2 separate regions of the Homo sapiens genome follow, and region 1 is linked to region 2. A link is an interaction called in ENCODE POLR2A ChIA-PET data of the cell type or tissue named here. Cell type or tissue: PC-9. All regions are shown on one strand. Links, peaks and the distances in the headings refer to the core of each region. The heading gives the core; the rest is flanking DNA. Region 1 overlaps PPME1 (protein phosphatase methylesterase 1). Region 2 overlaps C2CD3 (C2 domain containing 3 centriole elongation regulator).

Region 1 (16,239 bases), core at 3,573-11,572, 140 kb after region 2:
ATACTGTTTAAAATTTATTTTCAGTTCTTTTTTTTCCTTAAAGTATATTTATCCCACTAAAGATGTGCAGTCAAATAATTGTTTTTAAAGTCACTTGGAATAATTCTTAATACACCATTAAGGTAATTTGTTCTCTTTTATGTTAATTGTGGTAATTGATTTGTACAAAGTGTTTAACATGCTTATAAAACAAAAATTATTTACATGACTACAATGTTGAAGTATAAAACAATATATATTCAGGAAAGTATAGCTTTTTTGTTTGTAATATCCTACAAGTAACTATTTTCATTAGTCTCTGCTTTTATCAATGCACTTCAAAATATGTAAACATACAGTTATATTTCCCCCTTACATAAAAGATAACATTGGCCAGGTGCATTGGCTCACACCTGTAATTCCAACACTTTGGTAGGCCAAAGCAGGCAGATCACTTGAGCTCAGGAGTTCAAGACCAGCCTGGGCAATGTGGTGAGACCCTGTCTCTATTTAAAATTAAAAAATATAATAAATAAATAAAATAGCATACATATGGTTCTGCATATTGCTTTACTTATTTATTTATTTATTGAGACAAGGTCTCACTCTGTCACCCAGGCTGATGTGCAGTGGCGTGATCATGGCTCACTGCAGCCTTGACTCCCTGGGCTCAAGCTGTTCTTCCACCTCATCCTCCTTAATAGTTGGGACTGCAGGTGTGCACCACCGTGCCCCCTAATTTTTGTATTTTTCATAGAGACAGTGTTTTGCCATGTTGCCTAGGCTGGTTTCAAACCCCTAGGCTTAAGCAATCCACCCACCTCGGCCTCCCAAAGTGCCGGGATTGCAGGCATGAGCCACTGCACCTAGCTTGCACCTGGCTTGCCTACTGGTTTTTAAAATTTAAGATATTCTAATCACTTCTTATTAGTACACAGAAATCTTTTCCATTATTTTCCCTGCAGTTGCATAGTATTCTGTTGTATGGACATAACCCAGTGTATTCAGCCAGTCTCCTGTTGATGGCCATTGGGTGTTTTTCATCCTTTTCTCTTTCAAATAGTGCTGAAATGAGCAAAATTTACTCATATGTCATTTAGTATTTTGGGGGTTAGGGCCACTTTTAAGATAATTGTCTTTAATGTTCTACAGTTTTACCATAATGTATTACTTCTCTTTAAATCTTGTGATTCACTGGGCTTCATGAATCTGTAGTTTGATGTTTCCTCAGTTCTGAAAACTTCAGCCACAGGTTAAACATTCCTAATCTGAAAATCTGCACTGCTGCAAAATCTGAAACTTTTTGAGTGCTGACATGACACAAGTCAAAACAGAGCAAGAAATGATGTCAGTTTATAAAATGAGAGACAGACTTTCAAGACAAAAACCATTGTTAATGAAGCAGATGACTGGAAAAAAATTTTTAGAAAGCCACCTAGCAGCATGCATTCTCATCCCTAGAGGACCCACCTTCTGGTCCCTTGATAGGGTTAGAATGTTTGTCCCCTCCAAATCTTACATTGAAATGTAATCACCAATGCTGGAGGTAGGGCCCAGTGGAAAGTATTGGGTCATGGGGGCAGATCCCTTATGAATGGCTTAGTGCTATCCCCTTGGTAATGAGTGAGTTCTGGTTCTGAGTTCAGTCGAGATCAGGTTGTTTAAAAGAGAGTGGTGCAGATCCCTGCTGTCGGCTCCCACTCTTGCCATGTGATGTGGCTGCTCCAGCTTTACCTTCCACCGTGATTGTAAGCTTCTGAAGCCCTCACCAGAAACAGATACTGGTAGCATGCTTCTTGTACAGCCTGCAGAACTCCAAGCCAAAATAAACCTGTTTTCTTTATCAATTACCCAGCCTCAAGTATTTCTTTATAGCAGTGCAAGAATGGACAACACAGAAAATTGATACCGAAGAGTAGGATGTTGCTATAAAGATAACTGAAAATGTGGAAGCAGTTTTGGAACTGGATAACGGGCAGAGGTTGGAAGAGTTTGGAGGACTCAGAAGAAGACAGGAAGATGAGGAAAAGTTTGGAACTTCTTAAAGACTTGGTTAAATAATTTTGACCAAAATGCTGATAGAAATATGGACAGTGAAAGCCAGGCTAATGAGGTCTCAGATGGAAATGAGGAGTTTATTGGGAACTGGAGTAAAAGTCATCATGTTATGCCCTAGCAAAGAGTTTGCCTGCATTGTGTTGTTCATGCCATAGGAACCTGTAAAAAGTTGAACTTGAGAGTGATCAAGAGTATCTGGCAGAAGAAATTTCTAAGCAGCAAAGCATTCAAGAGGTGACCTGGCTGCTTCTCACAGCCTGGTATCAGATACAGGAGCAAAGGAATGACTTAAAGTTCGACTTTATAGGCCAGGTGCACTGGGAGGCCAAAGTGGGAGGATTGTTTGAGTTCAGGAGTTTGAGACCAGCTTGGACAACATAGTGAGACTTCGTTTCTACTAAAAATAAAAGAAGTTATCAGCTGGATGTGGTGGTATATGCCAGTAGTCCCAGCTAGTCCAGAGGCTGAGGCAGGATGATCACTGAAGTCTGGGAGATTGAAGCTGCAGTGAGCTGTGATCATGCCACTGCACTCTAGCCTGGACAACAGAGTGAAACCCTGTCTGAAGAAAAAACAAAGTTGGTACTTATTTTAAAATGGGAGCAGACTGTAAATGTTTGGAAAACTTGCAACCTGGCCCTCTGGTAGAAGAGGAATCCAGGAGGGCTTTGGAGTAACCACTTACTAGAGAGATTTGCATGACTAAAAGGGAACCAATTGTTAATATCTAAGACAATGGGGGCAAGGTTTCAAAGTTGTTTCAGATGTCTTTGGGAAGGTCCCTCTCATCACAGGTCCAGAGACCTAGGAGGAGAGAATGGTTTCAGGGCCCAAGCCCAGGGCACTGCTGCCCTGCTCAGCCTCAGGACTCTGCACCTTGTATCCTGGCTACTCATGCTCCAGCCAGGGCTCAAAATGCCCCAGGCACAGCTTGGGCCGCTGCTCTAGAGGGCACAAGCACTGTAAGCCTTGACCACTTCCATGTGGTTGGTAAGCCTGCATGCACATAGAATGCGAGAGTGAGGAAGGCTAGGTAGCTTCTGCCTAGATTTCAGGGCATATATGAGAAAGCCAGGGTGCCCAGGTAGAAGCCTGCTGCAAGGGCAGAGCCCCTGCAGAGAAACTTTGCTAGGGCAATGCTGAGGGGAAATGGGGGGTTGGAGCCCCCGTCAAAGACCCCACTGGAGCGTCACCTAGTGGAATTGTGGGAAAGGGGCTGCCACACTTCAAACCTTAGAATGGTAGAGCCACCGGCAGCTTGCATCCTGAGCATGGAAAAGCTGCAGGCACTCAGCTCTAACCTCTGAGAAAAGCTGGCAGGGCTATACCCTACAAGCAATAGGTAGAGCTGCCCAAGGCCTTGGGAGCCCACCCCTCACACCAGTGTGCCCTGGATGTGGGACATGGAGTCAAAAGAGATTATTTTTGGAGCTTTAAGATTTAATGACTACCCTGCTGGGTTTCAGACTTTCATAGGGCTTGTAGCACCTTTCTTTTAGCCAGTTTCTCCATTTTGGAATGGGAATGTTTACCCAATGCATGTACCACCATTGTATCTTGGAAGTAAATAATTTGTTTTGGTTTTACAGGCTCATAAGTACATCTCAGGCTGCTTCCACCTTATAGGTGGAAGGAGATGAGTCTTAGATGAGACTTAGGACTTTGGACTTGATGCTGAAACAAGTTAAGACTTTGGGGGAACTATTGAGAAGGGGTGATGGTATTTTGCAATGTGAGAAGGAGATGAAATTGAGGGGCCAGGGGCAGAATGATATGGTTTGGATGTTTGCACCCTCCAAATCTCGTGTTGAAATGTAATCCCCAATGCTGGAGGTGGGGCCTAGTGGGAGGTGTTGGATCATGGATGCAGATCCCTCATGAATGGTTTATTGCCATCACCTTGGTAATGAGTGAGTTCTTGCCCTGAGTTCTCTCCAGATCTGGTTGTTTAAAAAGAGTGTGGCACCTCCCCCTTCTCTTGCTTCTGCTCTCACCTTGTGACACAGATGCTCCCACTTCACCTTCCACCATGATTATAAGCTTCCTGTGGCCCTTACCAGGAACAGATGCTGGTACCATGCAGAACCATTAGCCAGTTAAACCTTTTTATAAATTACCCAGTCTCAGGTATTATGTTACAGCAAGAACAGACTTAACACATCCCTCAGCTGCTTCTGATGTTTCTTCTCACCTAAAAAAATAAAATACCGTGTTCAGTAACTTTTTAATCAAACACAACATTGTAGGTGGGAGACTGAAAGCCTGCCATTGTTGGTTGTTGCTTTTATTTAATAACTGGTAGAGGTGTTCTGTGATGTTACTGTGCTGGTTGGTTACCCTGAGTACATTATGTTTTTTCACTGTATTAATGGTATGTTGTATCTTTTACTGTTAAGTACTTATGTGTGAATAAGTGTAATAAAAATGATTATTAGTAACGTGTAAGTTCAATCAGGAATGATGGTGATGCCAAACAACCATAGATTTTCCACATGGGTGGCTAAGATAGTGACACCGTTGCTTTCTGATGGTTCAGTTTACACAAACTTTGTTTTGTGCACAAAATTATTAAAAACATTGTTTAAAATTACCTCCAGGCCATGTGTATAAGGTCTTTATTAAACATAAATGAATTGTGTGTTTAGACTTAGGTCCCATCTCCAGGATATCTCATTGTGTATATGCAGATAATCCAAAATTAAAAAGGAAACAATAAACTGAAATTTGAAACCCTTCTGGTCCCAAGCATTTTGGATGAGGGATACTCAACCTGTACGGCCTCTTCAAATACTGCTTTTATTTCACTGTCTTTATTTCCTTTCAGAACTTCAGTTTGACATATTTAAGACTTATTTACTCTTCCCTTCATATTTCTTAACTTTTGTATTTTCCATCTTCTATTTGTATTTTGGATTCTAAATGTATCTAGATGTATCTGAACAAATTCACTACTAGTTTACGCTTCTCCTTAGCTGTGTCTAATATGTTAAACTTGACTATTTGTTTTTTAATTTTAATTCTTTTCATTCTAGGAGCTTGTTTCAAGTTTCTGTTCATTTAAATGTGTTAAGCAGTTATTTTATATTGTATTTGATAATTTCTTTATGTGAACTCTTTACAGGTCTGTTTCCTCACGTATTTTATGCTTTTTGATTGTGAGATGGTCATTTGCCTTGGAACTTTCTTAAAGTTCTTAGTCCTAGAATGAAGATTGATTCTTCAAAGAGGATTTGCCTTTGTTTCTCTTGGGGGTCCTGAGGGCACTACCAGTTGGATCCACTTTACATTCTCATCTTGAAACTTCTTGGGATATGTAAATGATATGTATTTAGCTCCATATCAGTTTGAGAGCTGTCTTTGTTTTTTCTTGCTTCTCCCTTCTCAATGCTAAGTTTTAAGACAGGCCTTTTTTTATTTTATTTTTTATTTTTTAATTTAATCCTGAGATTGTGGTAAGAAGCAGAAAGTTAATTCTGTTTCAGCCTTTCACTGAGCTTATGATTCTTTGGGATCCCAGCTTGATGGAGAAAGGTTTCCTACTGGGCTCCGCAGCAAGACTTCCCACCTCGGGCTTTGTGTCCTGTTCTGTGTGCATCGCAAAACTTCAAGTTCAGACAGTTGGCAAATGCCATCAAGGTAAAAGCCAGATTTAATGGTCTAAGTGCCTCTCTGGATTCCCACCTTACTTAACTTTTGACCTGGGTCTTCCCTGTTCCTTACTTTCTTGCCAGCTCATCTATGCGTTTAAGAAGAACGAATGACTATATAATTACAATATATAAGATCATTATATATAATTATTTAATAATTATACACTATGATTGTATAAATATAACATCTATTTATATAATATTTTTCACACAAATACTTACATATAATTTTAGCCAATATTTCTCAAGTTGGATCTATTAATTACCATAGACAGAAGCAGTCCCTAATATAAGATGTCTATACTCAGGCAGACTGTCAGTCATTGTGTGAAAATGGGGAACGCTATTTTCAACATGCAAAGTTTCAAAATTAATGTCCCTTTCTCATGAAGCTGATGGAGGATGTGTTTCATCAAAATAAGAGACTACAACAAGAAAAATATGGGATATGGGATAAGGGATTCAACACAGGTGAAAGGCAAGAAGAATTCCTGAGATGATACTAAATTGTTAGCAGTTCATTATATCAGACAGCAGGCAGTCCTATTTGGAGCAGATGAATGGAGGATGCCAGAAATGGAAATTTGAGTGAAAAATAGACCTGGTAGATTATTTAATGTGAATGACCAAATATTAAGAGAAGTTTTACAGAATTCAAAGGCTTTATTTGTTTAAAATTGTGAAATACTCATACAGAAAAGTAAAGTATATATGTACAGTTCAAAGAATAATAAATTCTCATGTGTCCGTCACCTAGCTTAAGAAATAAAACATTATCAGCACCTTAGAAACCTGTTTGTCTCTCCTCGAGAGCATCTCTGTTTCCCACACTGGTATTGAATTGCATGATAATCAGTGCCTGGCTTTTCTTTATTGTTTTACCACTTGTGCATGTATACATTAAAAATACATTATTTAGCTTTGCCTGTTTTTGAACACTATTATTAATGGAATTATACAGGATTCAGTCTTCTGTGCTTATTTCTTTCTCTAAGTATTTTTCAGATTCATGTACTTTTAAATTTATTTTCACTGCTATGCTATATTCTATTACCCAGATACATCACAGTTTGTATATTCTATTGGTGATGCATATTTAGCTTGCTTCTTATTCTTTGCTTTTATAGACATGTGTCTACAAACATTCTTATATGTGTGTTTTGATGCCTATGTGCAGGAGGTTCTCTGTAAAGTAAAATTACCAGGTTGAAGGACACCTGTCTAATTTTATTAGGTGATGCCTTACAGTTTTCCAAATAATCTTCCCTGTTTCCTTGTTAATACCTGTTAATGTCTGGCTTCCTATATTTTGTCAACATGATGGATGTGAAATATGATACTTCACTGTAATTTAAATTTTATGTATCTTAAATTGGAAACCTTTTCATATCTTTATGGGCTGTTTGTGTTTCCTCCTTAGGGAAAAGCATATTAATGTCTTTTGCCTATCAAAAAGTTTTGGGAAACAGTTAGTGACACTTTAATAGAAAACTAAGCAAACAAAATTAAAAAGACAATTATTCTGGAAAAAAGCAAAAAGTTGTACAAGAAGTACAATTGGTATACCATGTGGCTCAACTATAAACAGTGTTTCTATAATGACTAACAGGAAGTACTTACTAATAATCACTTTGCAAAGCTTACAGTTGAAGAAATTGAGACAGATTAATTTGCCAACAGTCACATAGCTTGTAATTATTGGAAATGAAATTTAGACTAAAAGAATCTGACTTCAGAGCCCATGTTCTTATCCATGAAACTATGCTTATTTCTCTCTGTATGTAGCCATAGTATGAAAATGGCATATAGTTTAATGAAAAGGATTTTATTTTAATGAAGTTCAAGTCCTGTGTCTTTTTTATCACTTCTGCTTTGGGTGTTGTATCTAAGAAATTGTTGCCTAACCTAAGATCACAGAGTTTTACTCGTTTTTTACTTCTCAGAGTTTTATAGTTTTAGCTCTTGTATTTAGGTTTATGATACACTTTGAGTTAATTATGTATATGGTGTGAGGAAGGGGTCTGGATTTGTACTTTTGCATGTGGATATCCAGTTGTCCCAATATCATATCCCCCATTGAATTTATCTTGGCCCCTTTGTTGAAAATCAGTTTGTTACAGGAAAGGGGTCCCAATCCAGACCTGAAGAGAGGGTTCTTGGATCTCACTCAAGAAAGAATTCAGGGCGAGTCCACAGTGCAAAGTAAAAGCAAGTTTACTAAGAAAGTAAAGTGAAAGAACAGCTACTCCATAGACAGAGTAGGACGTTCCCGAAAGTAAGAGGAGGAACATATCCACTCTAAGTATAATGCTTGTATATATGGGGAGATGTGTTCTGCTACAAGGGTTTGTGATAAAGGATTAATTTCTTAATTAACTATTTTTGCAAGAATGGATATTATAAACTTTAAAGCAAAATTAGGAATGCCTTTGTTCTCCAGATATCAGGATAGCTGGAAGCTCCCAAGTGTGGGTCTGTTTAGTAAACATTATTAATTTGTTCCCTTAACCATAAACACCTAGAGGCTAGGAATGCCTAACTTTCTGAGAATGCAGCCCGGCAAGTCCCAGCCTCATTTTCCTAGCCCTCAGTCAAAATGGAGTGGCCTGGTTCAAATGCCTCTGACAAATTGACTATAAATACTAGTTTATTTCTGGACTTTTGATTGTATTTAGGTGATCTCTATGTCTGTTCTTATACCTGTACCACAGTCTTGATTGGTGTAGTATCCCATTCGCTTTTACTAGAAAGTTTATAAGGATTAAGTAAGGATTATTAGCCTCAAAGCTATTTAATAATAGTAATAAATATTTATTGAGAAACCCAGCTAAGTGCTTTATGCACATTAATTCACTTCAGACTGTCAACAGATATTAGTCATTGATGTGTATCAGGCTCTGGGCTGGGAATACATCAGTGAACTAATGGAGAACCTTCTTGCTCTAATGGATCTCACATTAGTGGTGAATTAATTGGGGTGACTGGAGGATAATAACAAATATGGGAATAAGATAATTTTAGAAAATGATTAGTTTTATGATAAATAGAACTGACTAATTTGAGAGTAACCAAGAGATGAAAGGGCATCTTTGATCCTCATAATAACGCCTATAAAATTGGTACTATAATCCCCTAACATGAAGAAACTCAGGCTTACAGAACTGAAGTGACTGCCCAAAGTCCCATAGTTTAATAAAGGCAGAACTGGGTTGTGAAAATAAACCTTTAGTTGGTAGCAAATGGAAAATGAATTCAGGTTCAGGAACTGATAAGAATGCAGTATCTCCTAATTCCTTTTCTCTTTCTGCTGGAAATAGGTTGTTAAGGTCAAATTATAGGCTAAGGGTTCTTAATTTGGGATTCGTAGATAGGTTTCTTGAAACCAGTGGAATTATAGCAAAATACATGTGCATGCATGAACCCTCTGGATTGAGGGTTCATAGCTTTCATCAAATTCTGAACATGGTCTGTGATAATAGCAAAAGATCCATAAACACATTTGATTCATGTGACTCAGGCAGATACCATATTTTCTTTGTGTCTTTCACAGCACCACTTTGTCTCCTCTCTGTCAAACTTCTTCCTTTGGCAATAGGAGGGGGGAGGAAATTATTTATTTATTTTGTTAGGTTTGAAATAAATTGTATTCTAACGTAAAAAAATTATACAGTTACCTACCAGAGTAGATTTTTATTTATAAACTGTAGGACTTAATTATTAATTTCTCTGTTCAAAACTTTAAAATTGACTTTGATTCTGCTGTCAATCATCTTTCATATCTTGAACATTCCCAAGATTTGTTCATTGCCTTTGAAAGGTCATTCTATGTTTTCTTGCTTTTAATTCCATTGCCAGTTAAGTCTCCCATTTTTTTCTCTTTTTTCTTTGTCAACCCTATTAACTGATCCCATCCTTTTCTAGCCAGGTTATTGCAACATATTTTTTCCCAGAATCAAGTCCATCTTGTGCCTGTAACCAGATTGATCTTTCTGAAATACTTTTATCTTTACATTTTATCGACTCTTCATTTTCTTTTCTTGTTTGTTTGATTTTTGGAGACAGGGTTTCGCCTTGTCCCCCAGGCTGGAATGCAGTGGTGTGTTCACAACTCACTGCATCCTTGATCTCCTGGTCTCAAATGATCCTCCTGCCTCAGCCTCCTGAGTAGCTAGAGCCACAGGTGCACTACCTAATTTTTTTTTGTTTTTAGTAGAGACGAGGTCTTGTTGTGTTGCCCAGGCTGGCCTCGTTCTCCTGAGCTCAAGCAATCCTCCCCCCTTGACCTCCAAAGTGCTGGGATTGCAGGCATCAGCCACCACGTCCAGCCTGGCTCTTCATTTTCTCCCATCCAAGTACTAACCAGGCCTGACCCTGCTTAGCTTCCGAGATCAGATGAGATCGGGTGCATTCAGGGTGTTACGGCCATAGACTGGCTCTTCATTTTCTAGGATATCATCCATGACTGTTGGGCCACTCCAAAAAATCACACACATACAAATAACCGGAAAAAGAACATATATTCCCCATTTTATTAAGCTAACATTCTTTCTCCACTATCTAATTGTGTCAGCTTCTTTTAGCTTTTCAAAAATACTGTACTATTCCCACCTCATTCCAGTTAGCTATTTTGTTGTTGTTTGTTTTCAGTGTTCCCTATGACAGGCAGCAGGCTGGGTCCTTATCTGCCTGAAATGTCTTATCCCTCTCTCCATCCCTATTTCTATCAGCGCAAATTCTTTCTGTCCTTCAATGCCTAGCTTAAGTGTGTCTGTGTGTGTTTTTTTAAGCCTGTCTTTCTTCTCCAAGCTGGAAGTAATCTTTCTTTCCTCCTTTGAACATTCACTGCACTTCAGCTGTACTTCTTAGGGTATTTAACTCTTTGTACATTTTGTTAGATATTTATGTACTTAATACTAACTTCTTGACAGCAGATGCATTGTCTCTCTAGTTTTATAATTGTCCCAGCATCCCCCATTATCCTATGTCAGTTCCAGCCTTATACACGTAATAGGTTCTTAGTAAATATTTTTTGAATGAATTAATCCTTTTTTTTGGGAGAGACAGGGTCTCACGGTTTTGTCCAGGTTAGAGTACAGTGGCTATTCACGAGTGTGATAATAGTGCACTACAGCCTTGAACTCCAGGGCTCAAGTGATCATCCTGTCTCAGTCTCCCAAGTAGCTGGGACTACAGGGGTACACCACCACAACCAACAATAAATTCTTCCTTTTAAAATGTAACTATATTAGTCTGTTTTACGCTACTGATAAAGACATATCCAAGACTGGGTAATTTATAAAGAAAAAGAGGTTTAATGGATTCACAGTTCCACATGGCTGGGGAGGCATCACAATCATGGTGGAAGGAAATAGGCATGTCTTACATGGTGGCAGACAAGAGAGAATTGAGACCCAAGTGAAAGGGGTTTCCCCTTATAAAGCCATCAGATCTCCTGAGACTCATTCACTACCATGAGAACAGTATAGGGGAAACTGCCCCCATGATTCAATTATCTCCAACCAGGTCCCCCCACAACACATGGAATTATGGGAGCTACAATTCAAGATGAGATTTGGGTAAGGACATAGCCAAACCATATCAGTAACTTAAACTTGTTATGCTTTTGAAAGTTCTTTCACTACTTTAAAATTCTTTCATTACGACCCCTTGAGGGGGGGAAGTTAGTAATTAATCTAAAAATTATAATTAAAAAAGGCCTACACAAACTATAATGACTATAAAGTATCTAGGCATAAAATAAGAAACTAAAGCTATTTTTTAAAATCAATCTAAACTATATCCCTAAAATTCACAATATTCTGTTCTGACTAAAATACAAAAATAATGTAAGATTCTTGCCACTTATGTAATGTCTAATAATACTAGTTACAAAATTAATTGAAGTCTTCTAGTTTATAAACAGTCATGTGTTTTGTGTGTGTGTGTGTGTGTGTGTGTGTGTGTGTGTGTGTGTGTGGACGAAGTCTCGCTCTGTCACCCAGGCTGGAGGGCAGTGGCACGATTTTGACTCACTGCAACCTCCGCCTTCTGGGTTCAAGCGATTCTCCTGCTTCAGCCTTCCCGAGTAGCTGGGACTACAGGTGCGTGCCACCATGCCTGGCTAATTTTTGTATTTTTAGTAGAGACAGGGTTTTGCAGTGTTGAGCAGGCTGGTCTCGAACTCCTGACCTCAGCTGATCTGCCCACCTCGGTCTCCCAAAGTGCTGGGATTATAGGCATGAGCCACCGTGCCTGGCCCAATTATGTGTTTAAAAGAAGGTGTTAGGGGTGTGCTAGAAAATCTCTGTGGGAGTAGGAGCAACCTTTGGAGATGGAGAATTATTGATTCCTTAAATAAATGGGAATTACTCATTTGGTGGAAATAAGTTGGGTAGTCCCTGGAACCTGTTTTTTTGTTTATTTTTATTTTTATTATTGTTTTTTGAGAGATGAGACCTCACTTGTTGCCCAGGCTGGATTAGAACTCCTGGGCTCAATTTATCTTCCCACCTCAGTCTCTCCCGAGTGGCAGGAACTACAGGCCTTTTTTTTCTTTTTTCTTTTTTTTTGAGATGGAGTCTCGCTCTGTAACCCAAGCTGGAGTACAGTGGCGCTATCTCGGCTCACTGCAAGCTCCGCCTCCCGGGTTCATGCCATTCTCCTGCCTCAGCCTCCTGAGTAGCTGGGATTACAGGCGCCCGCCACCACACCCGGCTAATTTTTTGTATTTTTAGTAGAGACGGGGTTTCACCGTGTTAGCCAGGATGGTCTCGATCTCCTGACCTCGTGATCTGCCCGCCTCGGCCTCCCAAAGTGCTGGGATTACAGGCGTGAGCCACCGCGCCCGGCTACAGGCCTTTTTTGTTTTTTGTTTTTTTTAAATGAAGGAAATTAGAAGTGGAGGGTGTTCTCCTGTGAATAATTTCTACTTATAGGAAGTAAGTTTTAACTGGTACCTGGCTAACTTGTAAAGGTTCTTTGGCATTGGCAGAATCAGCTATATTTAGACTACAAAAAGAAAACCTCTAATAATGTGCACTTAAGCCTTATTACTTTTCAGAAGCATAAATGACAGCATGAGAAGATAAAAGGATGAAAGGAGTGATACAGCATTGGGGTAAAGAGCAGAGGCTTTGGAGAGTGGCAGAACTGGATTTGAATTTTGTCACTACCATTTAGTAGTTGTGTGGCCTTGGCAAGTTACTTTTATGTCTAAATCTGTTTTTTCATCTGTTAAATGGGCATAAAAAGTTTTGTGAGGGTTAAATGGAATCACGTCTGTGAAGTATTTGGCACAGTGACTCGTTTGTGCATAGTGAATATTATGTACTATTACTATGATGATATCCTAGGTCCAGATATCAAAATTCATCCATGGATCGTTAGAATCCATTATAACATGTTTGGCATGCCATGTTATCGTTATAATCAAATTAGTGTAGGATAGGTAGATTTGTGAGTAACTTGTGAGTAAGTAGAATTCTAAGTTCTGCTTTTAGTTTTCCCATAGGATTTCAAGTGCAACCAGAAAAGCAAAAAAAGCAGGTCGAGGCTGAAGTTGCTGTTTACTTCACAATGTCATTTTTATTTCAGAAGATAGGATTATCCATCTACTGAGCAATTATCAAATGCTAGATGTATTAGATTCTTTAAAGGTAATTTTATTCAGTCTCTGCAATCCAAGGCAGAATAATTTGACCAAGTTCATAATGTGTCAGGAACTTGTAGAGAAATGGTAGGACTTATAAGGAATTTGAACTCCTCTGTCATTCCAAATCATGTACTCTATCTTTATATTTATAGTGCCTCTCTCAACATGGGGAACTTTAAAAATCCTCAGGGCTCAGGCCATAACACAGACCACTTAAATATGTTTCTAGAGGTGAGACCCAAGCATGAGTATAAAGTTCTCCAGGTGATTTCATTGTTAGATTCAGAAATACTGACCTGGTTCAATGCCTAGAACAGAGTAGACATTCAATAAATGTTTCACTTTTGAAAGAATATATCCCTTCCTACCCAGCCGCTGTGTTGTAATTTTTCCAGTATTATAGTCAACTAGGAGTGCTTTTATATTAAGTTTTTAGAAAGAGCTTTGTATCATACTTTGTAGATATTCTCCATAGCATATACAGGAAGATGTCTGGCAAGAGGTAATGTTTTGCTGCTGATAGAATTCTGAATTTCCTCCATTACTAGGAAGAAGAATAGGTTGGAAATTGGGACAGCTTGGAATTTCTTTCTTGTATTCCATCCAAGGTTGAAGACGTAAATTGTGAATAGACACTTACTGATTTATTTTGTTTTAGAATAATTTTATATTTTTTAATAATACATGATCAAAAATCAAAAGATAGTAAGGAACAGAGATTGAAAATTTTTCCTCTCATTTCCCAATCATACTTTCCTTTCCAAGATACCATAAATGTTGTATCAGTATCCTTCCAGAGATGTTGAAAACATACATAAACACTTACATGTATTTCACAATTTTACCCAAGTGATAGCACGCATATCGTGTTCATCTTGGAGTTATATATATGAATCTTGGAATTATATATTCATATATAAAGATTTTTATTAATATATTTGTTCATTTTTACAGTTAACTAGTATTTTTCTATATACTACAATTTATTTTCATCGGTCCCCTATTGATGGATATTAGATTTTTTCCAACTTTTCTCTATTACAAACGATGTTTCATTGAATACTTAAGTCATTTCACTTCTGTGTGAGCAATTCTTCAGATAAATTCCTGTAAGTTGAAGGTATTGATATTGCCAGTTTGCCTTCCATGGAGGTTGTATATTGATTGTTTGGGAATGACAAGGAAGCATGAAAGAGTATGGAGAATTAAATGTGTAAAGGAGTGATAGTGACCAAGACTATTGACTGTTGACTGAGGTAGGAATGATATTAAAGTCAGTTGGGAGGATGGAAATGAGCCTACAGCCAAGAGCAAGGTGAAAAACTAGCAGGTTTTGTGTGTATATGAACACAGAATTTATTTGTGATTAAAATATACTAATGAATTTTGAAAAATCCTAAAATTTTTACTCTTAAATCTATGTTTGGATTTAAATACATTTTAAAATACTTATTTAAATGCATTTACATTATTATGTAATACAATACATTAAATACATTTTTAATATGATACTTTGTGATGAACTCTTTATATCTTTAAGAGAAAATACCTTTGCTGTTTTCATTACTGACTTACATTTAGCATTTATTGACCAAGATTTTATCTCTTTATGCATAATTTTTCTGAAATGTCTCTCTCTTTTTTTTCCTCAGCCCTGGAAGAAAGCGGGACTTTTCCCCTGTTCCTTGGAGTCAGTATTTTGAGTCCATGGAAGATGTAGAAGTAGAGAATGAAACTGGCAAGGATATATCCTTTGCAAAATGGCTTATTCTTTAGTGAGCTTATGATGTTGTCTAAGTTAAAAGACTTGTGTAGTTTCTAAAATGTTCTTTATTCCTGCTACTTATTTCACCTTATTCCTCACTTGTTCTTTATGGAATATTGCCTGGAAGTCCATGCCAATATCTTTCTTGGCTGTAATTCTCTAATGCATGGAGAAGGGATTAAGAATTAAATTCTTGAAACTGATATACTGTCTTAGGGGCCCAGGGGAAGGTTTCATGAGTCAAGTGAGTTGAACTAGTTTCATTTCTAGAATCCAGGGGTTATGTCCTCATGAGGGCAAAGGGAATTTTTTTTTTTTTTTCATTGAACAAAATGGTCACACAGGCTTCATGCTTCAAACAGAGGGTTAGTGTCTCAGAAAAGTCTGCTTACATCTCTTACATTTGGCAGTCTGCAGTTTTGCATGTAAGTTTCTAGCGGTATTACTATGATTAAATAATGAAAAACTTTAGTGAGCAAAAACATAGATGTTTTATCTTTAACTATTCATACACTTTTCGAGTCTACAAGAGTGGTTCAGAGGGTCCAGTCCTGCTCCTTCTGCATGGAGGAGGTCATTCTGCCCTTTCTTGGGCTGTGTTCACGGTAAGTAGGTTGTTGATAGTACAAGTTAATGTTAGCACTTTTGAACTAATGAAAGTATAGGGACAAATCTTGGAAGTTAACACATTCTATTTGGGAAGCAGGAATTGCTATTCCAGGCATACACACAGACTGGGTGGTATGTTCTTCAGTATGTCTGAAGAACAAAGAGAAGGTTGGAGGTTTTATAAAAAGGAGAAATGTTATGTATTGTTCTTTGAGAAAGTTAATTGGCACTAGTAAAGGTTTGGGGAGAAAAAGAAAAGATAATAGGGAGTGATGGAAAATGTGAAAGAAAAATTTAAAAATGTTAAAAAAGGGTTTGGAAGCTGGCAAGTTCTGATTGATAAGTAACTGCGGTGAGTAAAACTAGTCTTAGAGTCACAGCAGCTTGTTTCAGTAGCTATTAGATAAAACTGGTTTCATATTTTAGCAGGGAGTTTCAGCAGCCAGGCTTGCAGAGAATTACTTACATTCTTGCAGCAATGTTATGTGCCCTGAGTGCTTTTTCTCTCTGGCCTCTCAACTCTGTTT
Region 2 (15,556 bases), core at 1-8,000:
GTCTGCTCAAAAATTGTGTTGGTTATAGTCCTTGCTCTGACTTTGTGTCTTGGAACAAAAAGCAGATTCTGGAAGGCTGACGAATAACGGATAACACAAACCTTGACTGCTGTTGAAAATTCCAGATGGGGGAATCTGTGTTTTCAACCACTTGGGTGTATACAGGAGATGACTCATCGGCTGTTGCAAAGGATACACAACAACTGGGTATCGATACTTTCCGCTCTGTCAAGGGGCTCCCTGAAATAGAATAAAGTGCAGTGACTGTACTTTAGGGTACACAAGAAGCCTCAGATTATACAGGCACAAGCAGGACTATTCCTGGCCCTCTTCTTCCTATGGGGTCTTTGCTCAAGCTATCCCCCTGTGTCTGAAATGTTTTCAGGCTGGGTGTAGTGGCTCAAGCCTGTAATCCCAGCACGTTGGGAGACCAAGGTAGGAGGACAACTTGAGCGCAGAAATTCAAGACCAGCCTGGGCAATACAGTGAGATCCCATGTATAAAAAAAAAATTAGCCAAGCATGGTGGCACATGCCTGTAGTCCCAGCTACTCAGGAGGTGGGAGGATCTCTTGAGTCTGGGAGGCAGAGGCTGCAGTGAGCTGAGATTGCACCACTACACTCCAGACTGGGGTACAGAGTGAGACCGTGTCAATCAATCAATCAATCAATTGATGACATGTTTTCAGTGACCTTTCTGCTATTACCCTGTCTTTTTAAGGCTCAGTTCATAAATATTCTCCAAAAAGAAGTGACTTCTCTCATGTTCTGTACTTTGTGGGAAGATGGAAAATACTGTGTTGAGAGGCAAAAGACAGGACAGAACTACAAAGAGTCCTGAACCTAAGAGTCAGATGACCAAATATTGGCTCTGCCACATACATGCAATGTGATTTTGGGCAAGAAGTATCTAGGCCACAGCTTCTTCAACTGTAAAATTGGGCATATTATACTTACACTTCCAAAGATATTGTAAGGATTAAGATAAATACTAAGAGTAAGTAACACTTACATATCACTTACTGTGATATGTAAGGCACTGTTCTATGTACTTTATATATATTAACTCATTTAATCCTTACAACAACCCTATAAGATAGCTATTTCTATCCTATTGATTATTTCTATCATGTAGATTTCTATCATTATTTCTATCATTGTTATTTCTATCATTATTATTTCTATCATATAGATTTCTAAAAACTGGGTACTGAGAAATTAAATTAGTTGGTCACATATTTATTAAATGGTAGAACTGAGAGTCCAATTCAAGCATTCTGGCTCCAGAGTCCATGTTCTAAACTGTCTCCTATATTGCCTCTACTATGGGGTTAACAAATGTAAAATACTGGGTGCTGGTGAGAATACCTAATGTTAATTTTTACAAGATCAGGTTTCCAATGTGGGAGACTTGGTCAAGTTATTCTGTCTTAAGACAGTGTAAAATGAAGATGGCTGATGATACTAGATAGTCTAACTGAGCTGTCCAGGAAGATAACCCACTAGCCACATGTGGCCATTCACCTTTAAATTAATTAAAACTAAAGATAAAAAATTTACTTCCTTGGTTGCACTAGCCATATTTCAAGTGCTCGATAGCCACATGGGGCTAGTGGCTACCATACTGGACACTGAACCCACAGAACATTTCCATCATAACAGAAAGTTCTTTTGGATAGCACTGAATAATAGACACTTTACAAAATATAGACTATATATTTCACGAGATCACTTTCAGCTCTAAAATGCTATGAATGTCAGGATTACAGATGAAGGAAAAGAGATGAGCAGAGCAGAAAAGAATAGAAGAAGTATGTCCTAAACATAATCGACATGCTCCAGGGAACAGATTCTGTATGTGTATTCTAACTGGTTTGTATTCTTTATAACTGTCTAGCTCAAGAATTCTCTCCTGCCTAACATGGTGAAACCCCGTCTCTACTAAACAATACAAAAAATTAGCCAGGCGTGGTGGTGGCTGCCTGTAGTCCCAGCTACTTGGGAGGCTGAGGCAGGAGAATGGCGTGAACCTGGGAGGCGGAGCTTGCAGTGAGCCGAGATTGCACCACTGCACTCCAGCCTGGGTGACAGAGCGAGACTCTGTCTCAAAAAAAAAAAAAAAAAAAAAAAAAGAAAGATTTCTCCAAATCCATACTCCCACTTCTCCTGATAGGTGAAGTTCATCTTTGAGGCTCCACCCTTTTCTCTATCTCGCTGCTCCTTTCAGTAAGTACTCCTCCAGGGGCCTCAGTCTGTCCCTCTGGACAGAAAGCATTCTGATGAACAAATTCACACTCAGGAACCACAGATTTTATTCCTGTCCACATGCAGTTTAACATTTAACAAGTAGTCTTGAAAGAGGTTCCAAGATGGCCGAATAGGAACAGCTCCAGTCTGCAGCTCCCAGCGTGAGCAACGCAGAAGACGGTTGATTTCTGTATTTCCAACTGAGGTACCGGGTTCATCTCACCGGGGCTTATCAGACAGTGGGTGCAGCCCATGGAACAGGGCAGGGCATTGCCTCACCCAGGAAGCACAAGGGGTTGGGGAATTCCCTTTCCTGGCAAAGGGAAGCCATGATGGATGGTACCTGGAAAATCAGGATACTCCCACCCTAATACTGCACTTTTCCAACGGCCTTAGCAAACGGCACACCAGGAGACTGTATCCCGCGCCTGGCTTGGAGGGTCCCACGCCCATGTAGCCTCGCTCACTGCTAACACAGCAGTCTGAGATCGAACTGCAAGGTGGCAGTGAGGCTGGGGGAAGGATGTCCACCATTGCTGAGGCTTGAGTAGGTAAACAAAGCATCTGGGAAGCTCGAACTGGGTGGAGCCCATCGCAGCTCAAGGAGGCTTGCCTGCCTCTGTAGACTCCACCTCTGGGGGCAGGGCATAGCTGAATAAAAGGCAACAGAAACTTCTGCAGACTTAAACGTCCCTGTCTGACAGCTTTGAAGAGAGTAGTGGTTCTCCCAGCACGGAGTTTGAGATCTGAGAACGGACAGACTGCCTCCTCAAGTGGGTCCCTGACCCCTGAGTAGCCTAACTGGGAGACACCTCCCAGTAGGGGCTGACTGACACCCATACAGCTGGGTTCCCCTTTGAGACGAAGCTTCTGGAGGAAGGATCAGGCAGCAACATCTGCTGTTCTGCAATATTTGCTGTTCTGCAGCCTCCGCTGGTGATACCCAGGCAAACAGGGTCTGGAGTGGACCTCCAGCAAATTTCTAACAGACCTGCAGCTGAGGGTCCTGAAAGTTAGAAGGAAAACTAACAAACAGAAAGGACATCCACACCAAAACCCCATGTGGACGTCACCATCATCAAAGACCAAAGGTAGATAAAACCACAAAGATGGGGAGAAACCAGAGCAGAAAAGCTGAAAATTCTAAAAATCAGAGCGCCTCTCCTCCTCCAAAGGAACACAGCTCTTCGCCAGCAACGGAACAAAGTTGGACGGAGAATGACTTTGACGAGTTGAGAGAAGAAGGCTTCAGACCATCAGTAATAACAAACTTTTCCAAGCTAAAGGAGGATGTTCGAACCCATTGCAAAGAAGCTAAAAACCTTGAAAAAAGATTAGACGACTGACTAACTAGAATAAACAGTGTGGAGAAGTCCTTGAATGACCTGATGGAGCTGAAAACCATGGCACGAGAACTATGTGATGTGTGCACAACCTTCAGTAGCCCATTTGATCAAGTGGAAGAAAGGGTATCAGTGATTGAAGATCAAATGAATGAAATGAAGCGAGTAGAGAAGTTTAGAGAAAAAAGAGTAAAAAGAAATGAACAAAGCCTCCAAGAAATATGGGACTATGTGAAAAGACCAAGTCTACATCTGACTGCTGTACCTGAAAGTGACAGGGAGAATGGAACCAAGTTGGAAAACACTCTTCAGAATATTATCCAGGAGAACTTCCCCAACCTAGTGAGGCAGGCCAACATTCAAATTCAGGAAATACAGAGAATGCCACAAAGATACTCCTCGAGAAGAGCAACTCCAAGACACATAATTGTCAGATTCACCAAAGTTGAAATGAAGGAAAAAATGTTAAGGGCAGCCAGAGAGAAAGGTTGGGTTACCCACAAAGGGAAGCCCATCAGACTAACAGCAGATCTCTCAGCTGAAACTCTACAAGCCAGAAGAGAGTGGGGGCCAATATTCAACATTCTCAAAGAAAAGAATTTTCAACCCAGAATTTCATATCCAGTCAAACTGAGCTTCATAAGTGAAAGTGAAATGAAGTCCTGTAAAGACAAATGCTGAGAGATTTTTCTCACCACCAGGCCTGCCTTACAAGAGCTCCCAAAGGAAGTACTAAACATGGAAAGGAACAACCAGTACTGGCCGCTCCACAAACATGCCAAATTGTAAAGGCCATCAATGCTAGGAAGAAACTGCATCGACTAACGAGCAAAATAATCAGCTAACATCATAATGACAGGATCAAATTCACACATTAACAATATTAACTTTAAATGTAAATGGGCTAAATGCTCCAATTAAAAGACACAGACTGGCAAATTGGATAGAGTCAAGACCCTTCAGTGTGCTGTATTCAGGAGACCCATCTCACGTGCAGAGACACATACAGGCTCAAAATAAAGGGATGGAGGAAGATCTACCAAGCAAATGGAAAACAAAAAAAAAGCAGGGGTTGCAATCCTAGTCTCTGATAAAACAGACTTTAAACCAACAAAGATCAAAAGAGACAAAGAAGGCCATTACATAATGGTAAAGGGATCAATTCAACAAGAAGAGCTAACTATCCTAAATATATATGCACCCAATACAGGAGCACTCAGATTCATAAAGCAAGTCCTTAGAGATCTACAAAGAGACTTAGACTCCCACACAATAATAATAGGAGAGTTTAACACCCCACTGTCAACATTAGACAGATCAACGAGACAGAAAGTCACCAAGGATATCCAGGAATTGAACTCAGCTCTGCACCAAGCGGACCTAATAGACAGCTACAGAACTCTCCACCCCAAATCAACAGAATATACATTCTTCTCAGCACCACATCACACTTATTCTAAAATTGACCACATAGTTGGAAGTAAAGCACTCCTCGGCAAATGTAAAGCAACAGAAATTATAACAAACTGTCTCTCAGACCACAGTGCAATCAAACTAGAACTCAGGATTAAGAAATTCACTCAAAACTGCTCAACTACATGGAAACTGAACAACCTGCTCCTGAATGACTACTGGGTACATAACGAAATGAAGGCAGAAATAAAGATGTTCTTTGAAACCAATGAGAACAAAGACACAACATACCAGAATCTCTGGGACACATTTAAAGCAGTGTGTAGAGGGAAATTTATAGCACTAAATGCCCACAAGAGAAAGCAGGAAAGATCTAAAATTGACACCCTAACATCACAATTAAAAGAACTGGAGAAGCAAGAGCAAACACATTCAAAAGCTAGCAGAAGGGAAGAAATAACTAAGATCAGAGCAGAATTGAAGGAGATAGAGACACAAAAAACCCTTCAAAAAAAAAAACCAATGAATCCAGGAGCTGGTTTTTTGAAAAGGTCAACAAAATTGACAGACCACTAGCAAGACTAATAAAGAAGAAAAGAGAGAAGAATCAAATAGACACAATAAAAAATGATAAAGGGGATATCACTACTCATCCCACAGAAATACAAACTATCATCAGAGAATACTACAAGCATCTCTATGCAAATAAACTAGAAAATCTAGAAGAAATGGATAAATTCCTGGACACACACACCCTCCCAAGACTAAACCAGGAAGAAGTTGAATCCTTGAATAGACCAATAACAGGTTCTGAAATTGAGGCAATAATTAATAGCCTACCAACCAAAAACATCCAGGACCAGATGGATTCACAGCCGCATCTACCAGAGGTACAAAGAGGAGCTGGTACTATTCCTTCTGAAACTATTCCAATCAATAGAAAAAGAGGGAATCTTCCCTAATTCATTTTATGAGGCCAACATCATACTGATACCAAAGCCTGGCAGAAACACAACAGAAAAAGAGAATTTTAGACCAATATCCCTGATGAACATCAATGCAAAAATCCTCAATAAAATACTGGCAAACCGAATCCAGCAGCACATCAAAAAGCTTATCCACCATGATCAAGTTGGCTCCATCCCTGGGATGCAAGGCTGCTTCAACATATGCAAATCAATAAACGTAATCCATCATATAAACAGAACCAAAGACAAAAACCACATGATTATCTCAATAGATGCAGAAAAGGCCTTTGACAAAATTCAACAGCCCTTCATGTTAAAAACTCTCAATAAACTAGGTATTGATGGGGTGTATCTCAAAATAAGAGCTATTTATGACAAACCCACAGCCAATATCATCTGAATGGGCAAAAACTGAAAGCATTCCCCTTGAAAACTGGCACAAGACAGGGATGCCCTCTCTCACCACTCCTATTCAACATAGTGTTGTAAGTTCAGGCCAGGGCAATCAGGCAAGAGAAAGAAATATTCAATTATGAAAAGAGGAAGTCAAATTGTCCCTGTTTGCAGATGACATGATTGTATATTTAGAAAACCCCATCGTCTCAGCCCAAAATCTCTCTTTTTTAAATTTTATTATTATTATACTTTAAGTTTTAGGGTACATGTGCACAATGTGCAGGTTTGTTACATATGTATACATGTGCCATTTTGGTGTGCTGCACCCATTAACTCATCATTTAGCATTAGGTATATCTCCTAATGCTATCCCTCCCCCGTCCCACCCCACAACAGTCCCCGGAGTGTGATGTTCCCCTTCCTGTGTCCATGTGTTCTCATTGTTCAATTCCCACCTATAAGTGAGAACATGCGGTGTTTGGTTTTTTGTCCTTGCGATAGTTTGCTGAGAATGATGGTTTCCAGTTTCATCCATGTCCCTATAAGCAACTTCAGCAAAGTCTCAGAATACAAAATCAATGTGCAAAAATCACAAGCATTCCTACACACCAAAAACAGAGAGCCAAGTCATGAGTGAATTCCCATTCACAATTGCTTCAAAGAGAATAAAATACCTAGGAATCCAACTTACAAGGGATGTGAAGGACCTCTTCAAGGAGAACTACAAACCATTGCTCAATGAAATAAAAGAGGACACAATCAAATGGAAGAATATTCCATGCTCATAGATAGGAAGAATCAATATCGTGAAAATGGCCATACTGCCCAAGGTAATTTATAGATTCAATGCCATCCACATCAAGCTACCAATGACTTTCTTCACAGAATTGGAAAAAACTACTTTAAAGTTCATATGCAATCAAAAAAGAGCCCGCATTGCCAAGACAATCCTACGCCAAAAGAACAAAGCTGGAGGCATCACACTACCTGACTTCAAATTATACTACAAGGCTGCAGTAACCAAAACAGCATGGTACTGGTACCAAAACAGAGATATAGACCAATGGAACAGAATAGAGCCCTCGGAAATAATACCACACATCTACAACCATCTGATCTTTGACAAACCTGACAAAAACAAATGGGAAAAGAATTCCCTATTTAATAAATGGTGCTGGGAAAACTGGCTAGCCATATGTAGAAAGCTGAAACTGAATCCCTTTCTTACACCTTATACAAAAATTAATTCAAGATGGATTAAAGACTTAAATGTTAGACCTAAAACCATAAAAACCCTAGAAGAAAACCTCGACAATACCATTCAGGCCATAGGCAAGGACTTCATGTCTAAAACACCAAAAGCAATGGCAACAAAAGCCAAAATTGACAAATGGGATCTAATTAAACTAAAGAGCTTTTGTACAGCAGAAGAAACTACCATCAGAGTGAACAGGCAACCTACAGAATGGGAGAAAATTTTTACAATCTACCCATCTGACAAAGGGCTAATATCCAGAATCTACAAAGAACTTAAACAAAGTTACAAGAAAAAATCAAACAACCCCATCAAAAAGTGGGCAAAGGATATGAACAGACACTTCTCAAAAGAAGACATTTATGCAGCCAACAGACACATGAAAAAAACTCATCATCACTGGCCGTCAGAGAAATGCAAATCAAAACCACAGTGAGATACCATCTCACACCAGTTAGAATGGCGATCATTAAAAAGTCAGGAAACAACAGGTGCTGGGGAGGGTGTGGAGAAACTGGAACACTTTTACACTGTTGGTGGGACTATAAACTAGTTCAACTATTGTGGAAGACAGTGTGGCGATTCCTCAAGGATCTAGAACTAGAAATACCATTTGACCCAGCCATCCTATTACTGGGTATATACCCAAAGAATTATAAATCATGCTGCTATAAAGACACATGCACACGTATGTTTATTGTGGCACTATTCACAATAGCAAAGACTTGGAACCAACCCACATGTCCATCAATGATAGACTGGATTAAGAAAATGTGGCACATACACACCATGGAATACTATGCAGCCATAAAAAAGGATGAGTTCATGTCCTTTGTAAGGACATGGATGAAGCTGGAAACCATCATTCTCAGCAAACTATCCCAAGAACAAAAAAACCAAACACCGCATGTTTTCACTCATAGGTGGGAATTGAACAATGAGAACACTTGGACACAGGAAGGGGAACATCACACACCAGGGCCTGTCGTGGGGTGGGGGGAGGGGGGAGGGATAGCATTAGGAGATATACCCAAAGTAAATGATAAGTTAACGGGTGCAGCACACCAACATGGCACATGTATACATATGTAACAAACCTGCACGTTGTGCACATGTACCCTAGAACTTAAAGTATAATAAAAAATAAAATAGAAAATGTGGCACAGATACACCATGGAATACTATGAAGCCATAAGAAAGGATGAGTTCGTGTCCTTTGTAGGTACATGGATGAAGCTAGAAACCATCATTCTGAGCAAACTATCTCAAGGACAGAAAACCAAACACCACATGTTCTCACTCATAGGTGGGACTTGAACAATGAGAACACTTGGACACAGGAGGGGGGAGGGATAGTGTTAGGAGATATACCTAATGTAAATGACGAGTTAATGGGTGCAGCACACCAACATGGCACATGTATACATATGTAACAAATCTGCACACATATGTAACAAACCTGCACGTTGTGCACATGTACCCTAGAACTTAAAGTATAAAAAAAAAGTCAAAAAGAAAGAAAGAAAGAAAAAAAAACATTTAACAAGTAGTCTTTAAAAGACAGGTTCTAGTTCCATCTACTCTGACAAGCCTCTCTAGGTGCAATCACTGAACTTTATAACCCCAGTTAGAGCTTCCAACTTAAAATTTCTTTCAGGGAAAGAAAAGTAGCTACAGCTTTGCTTTGATATGTTTTCCTCAACGTAAAGAATTTCCATTAGACCAATTCTTTTTTTTTTTGAACAGAAAGAAAACTGTTTTATTACACAATTAAACTTGAATGTGACATGCATCATAGTCAATCTGCTTAAGAGACTGCAGAGACAGAAAGATGGTCACCAAAATTAGTCCACAAGTAGAAGAATTTACAGCACCATGTCATAGACCAAATTCTTTTCAAACTTTCCCACCAAAGTAACAATGATTCAGAGAAGAGTAAACATTAAACTCAGAGAAGAGTAAACATTAAACTCTGAAGTGTAGGGGTCCCTGTTGCCTTAAAACAACTACAATAAGCATAACATCTACTAGTAGGCTTGTCTTTCATTTTAGAAATTCATGAAGGTTTTATATTATATTCCATAATACAACCATATTTGTATCTGAAATGTATAAATGAAAAACAGCATTTCTGTTCCCAAATATTGGTTAAAAAATTGACATGCTATTATTTAATCTTGTGACTTCTAGCACCCAGGGCACAAAACCAGACCAGATGACATTACTTTTTCAGTCATTTGTACTGGAAATAATAAAGAAAGAAACTGGGTGATGGGAAGAGAAAAGAGAATGGAGATTTTGTGAGGAAGCTTGGGAAGGAGAACTGAAGAGAAATGCTAGCCTTGGAAGGAAGATCTAGTGGCGTCCACAAAGCAGGAGAGAACTGAGGCATGTACAAGTTGCCAACAAAGCAGGACCTGGAAAAAGGCTGAACCTGGAAAAAGGCAGAGGAGCCTTAGAACCGGGAAAGCATTAAAGATATAGAGAACTATATGAGGAGCAAAACAACAAAACAAAATAATCACTGGCTACAACTTGGCCAAACCAGTTTACAAGCATATTAAAGAAAAAAATTTTTTAAGGCTAGTCAAGGGAAGCAGTAGGAGTTACAGCATATTTTTGAAAGAACAGGGAAAGGTAATTCTAATTTAATGGTAGTAGGCAAAAAATCAGTTAATGGAAATCAATAAAATAGTATTCATATTACTAATGTAAATGTATAAAATATCACTAATAGTACCCAGTGAGCTATCTTCTTAAAAGTTTTATTTTAGTGAAACTGAACAGTATTTATGCGGATTGACTTGCTGAGCATCCACCCCCACCTACTTTTATTGCATTGTACTCCTTTATTGTACAGATTGGAAGCATTAAAAGCTACATTTCTCGGACTCTTTTGCAGCTAGGGTATGGATGCAAATTGGCCTCTACCAATCAGATGCCCTCACAAAAGATCTGGAAGGCAGGCGGGAAGCAGAGGACATCTTTCTTTTCCTTCTGCTTTTGCTAATAACAAGGATGATGATGTAGAGACATTGTGTTTTTTGATCTAGCATTTGGTCCCTGGGTGCAGAGAGGCCCTGTGGCAATGGCTATGACGAGAGCTTCTGATTCTTAGATTTCAGTTTTGGCACTGTATTCTGAACTTAAAAGATTTAGTGGTTCCCTCCTAGAAGTTTAGCCTAGAGCTCACTCCTCTAGCCCTTCTAATGACTTAAAGTACCTTAATATTCTATATTAAACTCCTCTCTGCTTAAAATGGCTGGAGTGGGTTCCATTTCCTCTGCCTGATATAGCTTTCATCTCTCATTCTTTCTCCCATTTTCCTTTTTCGGTCTTAAGCTTCAACTAATTTCTTCCAATAAAATGTCATAAATCCTCACAATTAGGAAGAGATAACCTGGCTCTACCACAGCAGCTCTCACATATTGTATAATAATCTGTGTTTCCCTCACTAGACTGAGAGCTCTTTGAATGCACAGAGTATTCCCAAGGCCCTTATTAAATGTTTGCTGACTTCCCACTGCCCTTTGTCTACAGATAGTTGCCCAGGGTTAGAGAGAGGAGTTGCCTTGTCTGCTTGCAGTACATACCCACAGAAGATAGCAACATCTTCTCAAGAAAGCTCTGAGGAAGATCAGCAGAGAGGACCAATCACTGTTCCCAGAGGCAGGACACCTAGGTTCCAATGTAGTCTGCCATTGCTTTAGTGTGACATATTGGATACACCACTTCATTCTGGCTAACTGGGCCTCGGTTTTCTCATCAGAAATAAGTGCTCTCAAACCACCTTCCACAGTAAAATTCTAATTCTAGATATATATCAACCTTGCTCACATCTCTCATGGCACTACCCCCATCCCTCTGGTTTATTTATTTATTTATTTATTTTTTGAGACGGAGTCTCACTCACTCTGTCGCCCAGGCTGGAGTGCAGAGGCACGATCTCGGCTCACTGCAACCTCCACCTCCTGGGTTCAAGTGATTCTCCTGCCTCAGCCTCCTGAGTAGCTGGAATTGCAGGCTTGCGCTCAGCTAATTTTTGTATTTTTAGTAGAGAAAGGGTTTCACCATGTTGGCCAGGCTGGTTTTGAACTCCTGACCTCAAGTGATCTGTCTGCCTCAGCCTCCCAAAGTGCTGGGATTACAGGCATAAGCCACTGCGTCCGGCCATCCTCCAGTTTATTTTTAAAGCTGCTATTTGCTAAAGGCCTTGAAACAAAACTATTTTGACTTTGGAAGAAGATAGTTCCTTATTTAGTCTTGAACAGACACATTCCTTTTAGCCAAACAGGTGGGTGAAAAAGAAATCAGCTTGGGAGAGCAGGTCTATCAGGTTTCTCTGGCTCTCCTCTTGTAGGTGGAAATTCATCTGGGCCTGTTTACATTCTGAAAAAGGTCAAGTTCTGAAATACTTTTGGAAGCAGCCCAAAAGAAGGCTGCTATACCCCCCACAGGGTTGGGACACACATTAAGAAGACCTGAGGTGAACCAGTTATGCCATTTAAGAATTTTATGCATCAAGAAAGGTGTAATTGTTTCAGTGAGATTAAAATAACAACTTCTCATATTTAGATAATGCGTTACAGCTTGCACACTGTTTTCTTACACACTAAAGTTGTGCTGATAACGTCTCTGAAAATCGCATAAGATAGGCATCTCTATCCCTATTATAAAAATAAGGCAACCAAGGAACAGAGAAGTGGCTTGCTCATCACATACCTGGTTAACTAGCATTGAGAAGAACCACGGTTTCCTGACTCGTACTTTAGATTTTTTTCCATTGCAATCATTCTAATTATCTCCATCTGGTTAAGAGAAGTGCTCTCCCTTTGGCCTGGAGTGAATGGATGGAAACTTCCCCCTTAAGCAATGTCCAATTTTTTATGTTAATAAAAACTTAGCCCAGCAGGTGTATTAAGCTAACATTAGCTGACACCTCCTCTGTGTCACACCTGTACAAGGTGAGTCAGATTTGATTCTTGATCTGCGGGAGACAAACACAGACAGATAATTACAACCCAATAAGATAAAGACTATGCTAAAAGCACATGGGAACCCAGAGGTGTCCTGAACTCTGCCTTGATGGGCTAAAGAATGCCTCTAAAAGTTGATAATATTGAAGCTGATTTTACTTTTTACTGAGTATAACTTATGCTACTTCAAATCATTTTACCTCTCTGTTCCTTATTTGTCTCATTTGTAAAACAGGGCTAGAAATACCTGTTTTGTCTAATATAAGTATACAAACCTTAAGAGTATTGAAGCTGATCTTAACCGAAGGTTCCTCAGAGCTTTTTCTAACATAAGTATCCAAGAAGTTCTTTTATTTTCAGAACCAGGACTACAGTGGTGACCACAGACCATTTCAGAGCTGCTTCAGAACTCAGCTTTGCTGAAGGCAAAGCTCCTAATTTGGGGCTGTTTGTGAATCCTCTGCATAAAGGTTTGCATGAAGGAACCACTCATTTCCTTCCTTAAGAAAGAGCTTCCAAGGCATAAAAAGGACAGACACTCTGAGAACACTATTAAGGCAAGAGGAAAGTCAGAAGTACAGAGTGTAGAATCATGGTCTCCTACCAGAAAGTTTCTGTCGCCTGTTCTCCATTCTTGCTGCCACCTTGCTTGTTTAGGCTTCAGAACTTGAACTAATGTGACGGCCCTCTCAGTGATTGCTGCTTTCGGTATTCTCCAGTATCTTTTTCATACTGCCACCAAGATTTCATGTCTGGTCAACAAATATGACCTTGCCTCTCCACAGATTAAGATTTTGTTGGTTTCATCTCACCTGCAGTGTCAGTCATGTAGCATACAAAATGCTGCCTATGTAGCCTAATTAGTCTTTCCAGCCCCATTTCTCACTACTTTTTACTCACATTTAATGACCTTTTTTTGGCCAATGTCCCATTCTCTCATACTACCAAGCTTTTGAGCATGCTGTTTCTTCTCATTAGAATGCCTTTTTCCTCTTTCATTCAGCAAACTTGCTCCTCCTCCTTCAAGAGTAGGCTAAAGTGACACCAATACTTGGAAGCCTGCCCTGACCACCCCATTAGCAAAAAAATGCCCTCTGTGTTCTCAAAGTTTTCCTATACTACCACATCCACCTCCCCACAGCTTTCCTCTTTCATATCGTTTATTCCTCTGTACTAAAAATGTTAACATGTCTCTCCATTAGGCTGTTCCTTGGGGACAGGGACTGTGTGTTGTTTGTTTATCCCAGCACTGTGATCTTCATGATGCAGCAAAGCAAACATAATGTCCTCCTGTTTTATGAATATGAGACATAACGCCTCTCACATTTCTGGCAAGAGTTGCAGACCTGTAAATCACTTGTTATTTAGCCTCTTTCTGTTTAGCCAGGTCAAGGCAAGCATAGGGTAGACATCTGACTTTCCAGACGTCACTGTTGTATCCTGATTTCCACCCTGCAGTGATAAGCCCATGCAGTCCTTCCTCCCACAGACATTTATGTGTCAGTCAGGCACTGTGCTGAGCATAGAGTGTAGACCTATAGTATAGAGATCTGCCCATTGTCTCTTTGAGTATAGACCTGCCCATCTGGTTCTGCAGAGCGCATTAACTATGTAACTTCAGGTCATTTTACCTTTTTGAACTTCGGTCTCCTCATTTGTGAAATGATTATGTATTGTAATCTCTTCAAACTATAATCCTGCTCGTGGCAAGGATTAAAGGGGATACAGGGAATAACCCTGATCTGAAATGCTTGGGGCAAGAGGTATTTCAGATTTTGTAATATCTGCATTATACTTATTCAGTATGCCAAATCTGAAAATCTGAAACCTGATATATTCCTATGAGCATTTCCTTTGAGCACCAAGTTGGTGCTTTTGGATTTGGGATACCTAACCCATAATTAATGTACAAAGACTAGAATAGAACTCAGCACACAGCAGATGATGCTCAATAAATTATTATAAAATTTTGCCAAGTGATATTATAAAACTGTAATTCACTGTCTCATTGAAAATTTGTAAGTATATTTTGCTTTTTTTTAACAATATGGGAATTCTCCTAAAATGTAACATATACCATATCTTTTGTATATTAAATTTTATTTTCAATGCAACTACAAAAAAAAACTTTCCAAAAATAAAAGAAGCTTTTTAATACTTTCCTTAAACTCATTCATCTATTGATTTTTTTGGTCTTTAAAAAAAATTTGTCAAAAATGGCTGCTTTGGTGGGGCAGAAAATTTTTTTTTCTTTAAAAACAAGTAAAAATTGTTCAATTTTGTGATTCACACTGCACTTGAAGAAGACTTTGTCCTGATATAGAATGTTTCAAGGTTTCTGATACACAATGGCTGAAATGGATGAGAACATCAAGGATCATTATGGAAGCTTATAATCCCAGGAGTAATGGCTGTTGGTAGTATAAACGGGGAGGAGTAGGAATGAGAGATAAATAATAGTTACTATGAGCACAGGTTTTGTTTCTGTTCTAAAGTAGTAAGGACACATGACACAGTTTGAGAGACACCAAAACAGAGATGACAGGAGCCAAACAGAGAGGTCAAATCTGAATCAAATGATGTATATTGAAACTTTCTGGATTCATAAGGCCATGGTTGACTGGCTCTCATAGACACCACACATCTGAACATTGTTAATCACAGCCATTTACAGATGAGAAATTCAAGACAGAGAGAAAGAATACCTTGCTCAAAGTCACACATATGTACACATACAATTTATTGGCTAGGGACACAGGGATAAATATATTCCTACTAGAATGTAATCTCCACAGGGCACAATTTTTGTCTGTCCTTTTTTTTTACTGTTTTATCCCTGGCACCAAGGACAGGGCTTAGCATGTAGCAAATACAGTAAGTTTTGTTGTAAAATAAATGAATGCATGATGAATGAACAAATGAGATGAGGTCTTTGCTTTTGAACAGTTCATATCTAGTT

What was found. ChIA-PET counts read pairs that join two places held together with the same protein. Peaks named below come from ENCODE experiments on the same cell type or tissue, not always from the same donor. Only the 100,000 strongest peaks of a DNase experiment are listed, where the experiment ranks them.
Region 1: POLR2A ChIA-PET joins it to region 2 with 8 read pairs; 2 of 35 experiments call an interaction of 5 or more read pairs at or near these places.

The regions. Positions count from the first base shown.
Region 1 is chr11:74,188,738-74,204,976 of GRCh38, forward strand. PPME1 (protein phosphatase methylesterase 1) reads left to right here. Exons shown (of 14, transcript NM_016147.3): 2 at 14,991-15,084; 3 at 15,616-15,708. It also overlaps the pseudogene RNA5SP343. Among named protein-coding and RNA genes, the nearest start is that of PPME1, 26 kb to the left of the region's middle. In PC-9, for the core only: no CTCF peak of the experiment used is centred there; no DNase peak of the experiment used is centred there; H3K27ac peaks cover 967 bases.
Region 2 is chr11:74,057,305-74,072,860 of GRCh38, forward strand. C2CD3 (C2 domain containing 3 centriole elongation regulator) reads right to left here. Exons shown (of 33, transcript NM_001286577.2): 25 at 102-240. Among named protein-coding and RNA genes, the nearest start is that of UCP3, 56 kb to the left of the region's middle. RefSeq lists an enhancer at 15,267-15,336. In PC-9, for the core only: no CTCF peak of the experiment used is centred there; a DNase peak (open chromatin) is centred at 197; H3K27ac peaks cover 1,659 bases.